Regions from separate parts of the Mus musculus genome. Here region 1 is linked to region 2. A link is a contact called in ENCODE POLR2A ChIA-PET data. All regions are on one chromosome and are shown on one strand. Each heading gives the region's core, a stretch centred on a gene start or an enhancer-like site at or near the end of the contact. The rest is flanking DNA. Distances are from core to core; before and after follow the strand shown.

What was found. ChIA-PET counts read pairs that join two places held with the same protein, here RNA polymerase II (POLR2A).
Region 1: POLR2A ChIA-PET joins it to region 2 with 12 read pairs in embryonic stem cell. The contact joins the promoter of Slc43a2 here to the promoter of Prpf8 in region 2. POLR2A ChIA-PET finds 5 or more read pairs at or near these places in 3 of 5 experiments (Patski and embryonic stem cell).

What each region holds. Positions count from the first base shown.
Region 1 is chr11:75,530,449-75,534,358 of GRCm38, reverse strand. Slc43a2 (solute carrier family 43, member 2) reads right to left here and starts at 2,247. Exons shown (of 14, transcript NM_001199283.1): 1 at 1,945-2,247; 2 at 1,571-1,771. The coding sequence starts at 1,730.
Region 2 is chr11:75,484,675-75,488,583 of GRCm38, reverse strand. Prpf8 (pre-mRNA processing factor 8) reads right to left here and starts at 1,807. Exons shown (of 42, transcript NM_138659.2): 1 at 1,393-1,807; 2 at 791-959. The coding sequence starts at 1,492.

The sequences.
Region 1 (3,910 bases), core at 998-3,497, 45 kb before region 2:
CAGTATAGGCTTGTCAGCCCACCACTTAGGAGAATGAGATGGAATTATTACAAATTAAAGGCTAGCCTCAGCTACATAGCAAGATCCTTTGTGAAGAACAAAAGACCAAACAACCTTACAGACAAAAAAATTTTTAGAGCCGGGCAGTGGTGGCGCACACCTTTGATCCTAGAATTTAGGAGGCAGAGACAGGCAGATTTCTGAGTTCGAGGCCAGCCTGGTCTACAGAGTGAGTTCCAGGACAGCCAAGGCTACACAGAGAAACCTTGTCTCAGGGAAAAAAAAATTCTTGAGAGCCCAGCAATAATGGTGCACTTTGATCCCAGGACTCAAGAGGCAGAGGCAGGTAGATCCTTGAGTTTGAAGCAAGTTTGGTCTAGGGGTTGAGTTCCAGGACAGACAGGGCTACACAGAGAAACCCTATTTTGAAAATAAAATAAAATAAATAGCAAGCCCACTTCTTAGAGATGACACTCAGGGCGTGGAACCTCTTGCCACCAAGTCTGTCAACCTGAGTTTGACCTCATAAATTCACATAGTGGAAAAAGAGTGTCAACAACCAAAAGCAGTCCTCTGTCATCGACAGCAGTCCTCTGTCATCGACAGCAGTCCTCTGTCAGTCATCCAGTTCTGTGGCCCCCATAAATGAATAAAAAAATGTAAGAAAAAATTTAAAGTAAAAAAGTAAATGAATAGGACTCTAGAAATAAAAAAGACATGCCAGCAGTGACCTACAGAGTCAAGCCTGGGTACGGGGTGGGGCAGAGACAAGAGACAAAGGCAAGAAGCAGTTCTTACCAAGGATGCCTAAGAAGGGGAGAGGATGGCAGCTGACTCGGCCCCACTGATGACCCTACAGCAACCAGGGTATGAAGACAGGAGTGGCAGAAGGAAGGGTGGGGGTAGTGTGGGCCAGCCTCAGCCTGCCTGCAGTCTGTCCTGGAGAGTCTAAGCATCCTTCTACCACTGTCTCCCTTCCTCTTCCTCCCTACGATGTTTTGAAAGCCACTGAGATGTTCTCACAGTTCAGGAGAGGAAATGGCCTTTGGAGAATCATAAAGCAGCAAAAATAGACAAGAAATTCTATCTTGGCAAGCCTTTAAGGGGACTCCATAATGGCCTGACTTAAAAACATGTAGGTCTAGATGAACCTTCCTTCGGGTGGAGGCGAAGCCACTTCCTCTCTCCTGCTGCACCCCGGCCTATGAGAGTTCCTCTTTCTTACACATGTTTTTTTTTTTTTTTTTTTTTTTGCAAGGCAAGCAATGCTGCAGGCCCTGGAAGACCAGAAGGCCAGCAACGTTCCTGACTGCACGCAGGAGTCTATTAGTCTATTAGTCTACAGCTTGGGCAAATGGAAGACTTGTCCCAGCCTCAGTTTCTCCATCCACAAACAGGGACGATGATAATGATACGCACCCAGAGAGCTGGATGAGGATCAAATGGGCTTTTTGGCACTTAGAGGCGCTGTGCAGCAAGCAGGCATAGCTGGCTTACATCTTCACCACCAACCGCCCTCTCCCAAAGACCCACTCCAGAAACCTGCCCCCGACCGAGGCGCCCATCTCACCTGGCTTCGTACACAGGTAGGAGTAAAAGCCCTCGGACTTGAGCATGATGAGCAGCGAACCCCAGCCCAGGAGGACTGCGGAGAAAAGGAGGTTTTCCAACACAGCGGTGCAGGCCATCCACCAGCGGCGCCGATGGGCAGTGGCCAGGGTGGGCGCCATGGTGCGGTGTGGCGGTGGTCGGGCTCCGGTTCTGCAGACACCTGCGCGCAGACCTCAGCTTCAGCGGTGGCTCTACCCAACCCGTGTAGCCGCTGGCGCACAGCCTGTCAGTCCCTTGCAGCCCAGGCTATAGGTGCCCGCCGCAAAAGAAAAGAACCCTAGCCCTGTCAGGGACCTGGGCCACCCCGTACCCGCAGCTACCTGGTAACGCTACCTTAGGCCACAGTGGAGCCCCGCTGGCCAAGAGGAAAGGCTTCTCCCTTAGTTCACTCGGAGGTAAACTGAGGCATGGCAGCTGGAAAAGGGCTAATTATGCTCAAGGACGTGGAGCGGGTCCTGATCCCAAGCAAGACTGAACAGCCACTTTGGGGGCCGGAAAGGGAGGCAGCTCGTAGTAAGGTCACCTGAGCAGAGGCTCACCTGAGAGCTGCCACTCCCAGGGACCCTGACAGGCTCCCGCCCGCCCGCACTCGAGACCCTTCCTTAGTGCTTGTTCCTTCAACCACAAAATCAGCACAGGGAGCCCCGAAACGGCCCGCCCACGGCGCTTTCATTGGCGGGACCGCACAGGAACTGCCGCGCCATTGGTTAGTGTTTAGGTCGCTAGGCGCTACCGCCACGCGAACCCCGCATGGGAGAGGCGAAGCCGGTTCAAACCGGCGGCGCGAGCCAACCGCGCGACCCCCGTGTCGGGCTGTTACCCCGGCGATTAGCCCGTTTCCATAGAAGCGGATCCCGTCCCTCTGTCCTCCTGGCCTTTTTCGTTACGTCTCCCTCCCGGTGTCGTCCCTCTGACAAGTATGCACCTTCCCTCCAACCCCTGCCTGCGAGCGGCTTCAGGTTCTCGCACCCTCGTCTGAGACCCGGATCCTGGGAGTCCAGCTCACCCGGCTCCTACCAGTGTGTATCGGGCCCGCCCGGCGCCTTTTCTGTCCCCTTTATTTCCAGCCCTTTTATTCCTATCCTAAGATGAAAAACACTGCCGCCCGTTGATTGGCTGAGTGGGGCTGGAAACAGGCGTCGGCCAATCAGCAGCTACCCACCCGCCCCCCGGCGAGCAGAAGCCGGTTCCGGCCGGACTTGGAGACAAACAAGAGGAATGGGGGGGCTGGGGGGCGGCTCGGGCAGGCCCAGCTCTACCCAGTTAAACTGGAGTGCCCCTCGACCCGGTGACCGCCGCGGGCATCGCCCCACGCCCTTCTCGTTGCCCTCTTCCTTGTCAAGTTCATGGGTCAGCGTTTCAGGGAGTCTTGGTCCACAGCGAGCTGGGCTCCAAGCACCGTGCGGTTCGGCCCGCAGTATAGACCACCGTTCTCGCCCGGAGAGAACCAGGGCCGGATGCTCCAACTCCGCAGGCCATTACCGCCCTTTTGTGCTGTTTCCCGGCCTGCTCCTTGGGCTTTGTGTCCGGGCTCCTCGCTGCCTAGCCCCCGTTGTCCTATCCAGGCGCTGTCTACGGGTATCAGAACACCCCGACCCAGGTCGTGGCATAATTACCGCATCCCTGCTAGATCTCCCGACTCACCGGGTCCTTGCCTGGAATCAGGTGCCTCCTGCCTGGTCTTTAATCGGTGTCCCTTAAGGGTCTGTAGTCAGGATTTTGGACTAAGAGCCCCTGGTCCTCCAGTTGTCGCCATCCCCATCCCGCGCCCTCTTTTCTCGGTGCCTTCAGAGACCGGTCAGTGTTCAGGCCGGTCACCTTGGCATGCCCTGCCCTCCCACTTTCCCAAACGACTCTTTCATGTGGCTGGCACACTTTCTCGTCCACCCTTCTTCATGCTGTGAGCAATCCCGAGCACCTAGTTAGTCTAAGTCTGACTTTGGAGAGCGCGATAGATCACTAGGGGTCCAAAGAGCTCCGTCCTTTCTGTATCATCAGCGGAGCTGCGCTGCTCTGAGGACCTGCTTGGACGTGGAATGGAGCCTCAGCACGAAAGATTTGGCTGTCCGTCCGAGTCTCCCTGACGAGAGGCACTAACCTCCCCTCAGAAAACACTCGGTATCCCTCAGATTCTCCACACTTCAAGAGCCGGCTTGCTTTAGAGCTAAGGGTGTCCCCAGCAGCCTGACTCAGCTTCCCTCAGCTCGAGTGCGCCCCCTGGTGCCCAGAACCTTCGCCAGCCATTCTGCTAGTGCATGCTCTCCCAGACTTGGTCTAGGCTTGCTGGTGGGTTTGGGGG
Region 2 (3,909 bases), core at 558-3,057:
AGAGCACTGATTGCTCTTCCAAAGGTCCTGAGTTCAATTCCCAGCACCCACATGGTGGCTTACAACCATTTGTGATGGGATCTGATGCCCTCTTCTGGTGTGTCTGAAGACATCTACAGTACACTCATATAAATGAATTAAATAAATCTTTAAAAAGGAAAAAAAACAAAAACAAAACAAAACAAAAAAACTTCCAAGGCTTCCCCCACATCAATTAATTAACAGGCCAAATTTTTGTATCCAAATGGAATGTTAAGAATCTCTGCAGCTTGAGGTGGAAGAATTAACAGTAAAAGAGCGACCCCAGGAATGAACTATCCTAAACCTCTGAATGATAGTGACCAAAGAGGCATCCAGAATGCCTAGTGTCTTAATTTGAGCTTCAAACAGTTCCACAATACCAGACATTTTACAACAACACCAGCAGGGCAAAGCAAAACAATCAATGGCATAGGTAGACGATCTGGAAACTATCACAGAATCCCAGTGGTCCTAGCCTTACTCCTACAGTCATCCTATGTACAGCCTAGAGCCATGTTCCATGCTGGACACGGTGACATCTGCCTTCAATCCCAGCTCTTTGGAGGCAGAGGCATGGGGATCCCTATCGGTTAAAGGGCAGCCCGGTCTACAGAGCTAAATCCAGGGCAAAAATGCCCACACAGGGAAACTGTCTCAGTTAAAAAGTCACATTCCAAATGCTAGTCCCTCTATCCAGCACTGTCAATGAAGGGGCAGAGGAAGGAAAGAAGTCAAACTCCATATGATATTATCCTGGGATGTTACTCACCCCAAATAGACCCTTTTGTCATGACGGAACTTCCTGTTGGTCATGTCTCCATGGTCTCGAATGATCTTCCTGACATGTTCTGGTGGCATGTCTTCCTTCTGAGCATCCACAAACCCAAATTTCCGCTTCTCTGCATATCGCTTGGCCTGCAACTGCTGCCATTTTCGAGCTAGAAAAGCACCTCAGCTTAAAGGGCTGCACACATTTACCCTAATTATCCCTAACTCTTGCCCTGGGGCAACCCTCGGCATGCTGTGAAGAGAAATACTCACTGCCAAGTATCCTGCCATTTTACTACCCCAAACCACCTGATATTTTTGCTATAGATGTTTTGGGGAGGGTTGTTGTCTAATTCCTACATAGTAATGCAAACCCTATAAGGAAACAGGTTTTATCGTCATTGATGCATTTTACACACACACACGTACACAATAAGCTCCTGCAAAATAACAGGCACTTCCAAACTTTCAATGATTGGACTCAATTTTTAAAAATGTAAATACTGCTAATAAGCACACCCCTGATGACCTGCCTATGGAGGGAAGAAATGAAACCCGCCTACACGTTCGAGCCCGCGCACGCCGTTCCCGTTCGCCTCTCACCTTTCTCCTGCAGCTTCTCCTCTGACATATAATCCGGCAGCGGGGCTAGAGGGCCGGGCACCGGGTTACCCGGCCCTCGGTAAGGAAACACTCCGGCCATGCCGGGAGAATCTGGGATAGAGAGGCAGGCCAAAACTAATGAGCTAGGCCCGGGCCCACAAGGGGCAGATGGAACACGTCCGGAGCCCCCTGGCCTGCACTCTAGCCGGGCTGAGCGCTCGGGACCCGGGCCTGGCGCAGCTCCTCGGGCCGCTCGGCCCACTCGATTACCTTGCGCTCAGCCTCAGACGCCCACCACCCACCTGTCGCCCCTCACTCAGGTAGCGGCTAGGCTCGCAGAGCAATGGCGGAAAGACGACGTCCGCTCCGCGTTCCCAACTCCAGGAAGTGCGCAACCAGGCTCAGAAGCTCATCCAATAGACGCCGAGATGCTCTGATGGATTAGCGACATCTCCAATTGACGTTGCAGCCCGAGCCGGAGAGGCGGGTCTAAAAGCGGATTTCAGGGCGAGGGGTGTGGTCAGGGTAGGCTCACGCCCCGCCTTCTGCCAGTCAGTTTAGGAGCCCTCTCTAATAGATCTGACATTTAATTGGCTATTGATATTGTTCCTCAAAAGCCAAAGCCATACAATTTTAATAAGTTTGCGTACGTTGCACATTTCCCCTATATTTATTCTCATGAATTCAGAGCTGATATGTAGTACTAACTCCTACTCAATGAATCCTTTGTTCTTCTATTCCTTCATTACATTACTGTTAATAGTGGTAACTATGTACCAAAGAGTCAAATAACTCTTGGACCATCCAAGGCAGAAGGAAGGCTGGCAAAAATGTATGATGATCTGGGATGGGAATGTACTTCAGTTTGTACAGGAGGCCCTTGGTTCATTCCATTTCTGGCAATGCATAGACCTGTAGGATCTCAGCACTGGTGGGGGGTGGGGGGTGGGGGTGGAGGGGCGGGAGGTTAAAGGCAGAATAGTCATAAATTCAAAGTCTGGTCCTGGAAAGAGGACTAAACGATTAAGAGCTTTAGCTGTTCTTCTAGAGAACCTGGTGTGATCCCCAGCACATGGTGCCTCACGACTGTCCGAAACTCTGATTCTAGGGGGATCTGAAAACCCTCTTCTGCCCTCTGTAGATACAGAACACACATGGTGCACATACATACATGCAACCCAAACAACCCATATACATAAAATATTTTTTTTTCAAAAAGACATTCAAATTCTTCCTCGGCTATATAGTGTTTACCAAACCTCAAAAACAAAACAAAACAAAACAAAACAAAGAATCATTAATGTTTTGCCTTCATGTATGTCTGCCCACCACGGACATGCCTGGTACCCAGGGAGATTAAAAGAAGACATTAGCTCCCCTGGAATGGAGATAGGTATGATCTACCACTTGGGTGCTGGGAACCTGGGTCCCCTGCAAAAGCAGTAAATCTTTTTAACCCCTAAGCTGTCTCTCCCAACGCCTAAAGATTCTTGTAACACAGCATGATGAGCACTGGCAAGCATAGCATGGTAATCTGACTTCAGGGCGCCAGATTTTGAGCTTAATGCTTGATTATTAGAAGTAACGTACTAGATTTAATGCCTGGAGCTTCAAGCAACAAAATTAACTGAAGAATAAAAATAAAAACCCTGCCAGCCATGATGGTAATCCCAGAACTTGAGAGGCAGAGGCAGGTGATCTCTGTGTTTTCAAGGCCAGCCAAATCTACATAGCAAGTTCCAGTACAGCACAGCCAAGGATCTAGAGAGAGACTGTATCAAAACAAATAATCGTGCTTCTTTGGGAGATGGAAAGGAGATAACCTAGAAAACTTAGAAATGTCTCTGGGGAATTTCACTGGTAACGACCTTCTTCTCTCATTTCTCTTTCCTCTATCTGGCAACGATCACTCTAACGCATGCTATAGACAAGAAAAAAAAATGTTCTGTGTAAATCATAAACCAATAAAGACCTTAGAAGGAAGCTTAGGAAAAAATATAGGAGCAGGACTGAGGATGTAGCTGACTGTAGAGCATTTCCAAGTATTGCAAGGAGAGTCTATATTATAGCCTGACGAGGAAAGATGGATGAGAAGGATTTGACTGCAGCAAAAGATCAGAAACAAAGTAATTCCAGGTGGCCAGAACAGCTACAATACTTTTCTCTCCACAATGTTAAGAATTGAGCCCAGGGCTGGGCAGTGGTGGTGCACACCTTTAATCCCAGCACTTGGGAGGCAGAGGCAGGCAGATTTCTGAATTCCAGGCCAGCTACAAAGTGAGTTCCAGGACAGCCAGGGTATACAAAGAAACCCTGTCTTAAAAGAAAGAAAGAAAGAAAGAAAGAAAGAAAGAAAGAAAGAAAGAAAGAAAGAGAGAAAGAAAGAAAGAAAGAGAGAAAGAAAGAAAGAAAAGGAATTGAGCTCAGAACTTGACCCAGGCTCCCTCCCCGACTGAGCAGACTCCAGTCTCCTAACATAACCTGTGGAAAGAGTATTTTTCAACACTGGGGAGGCTG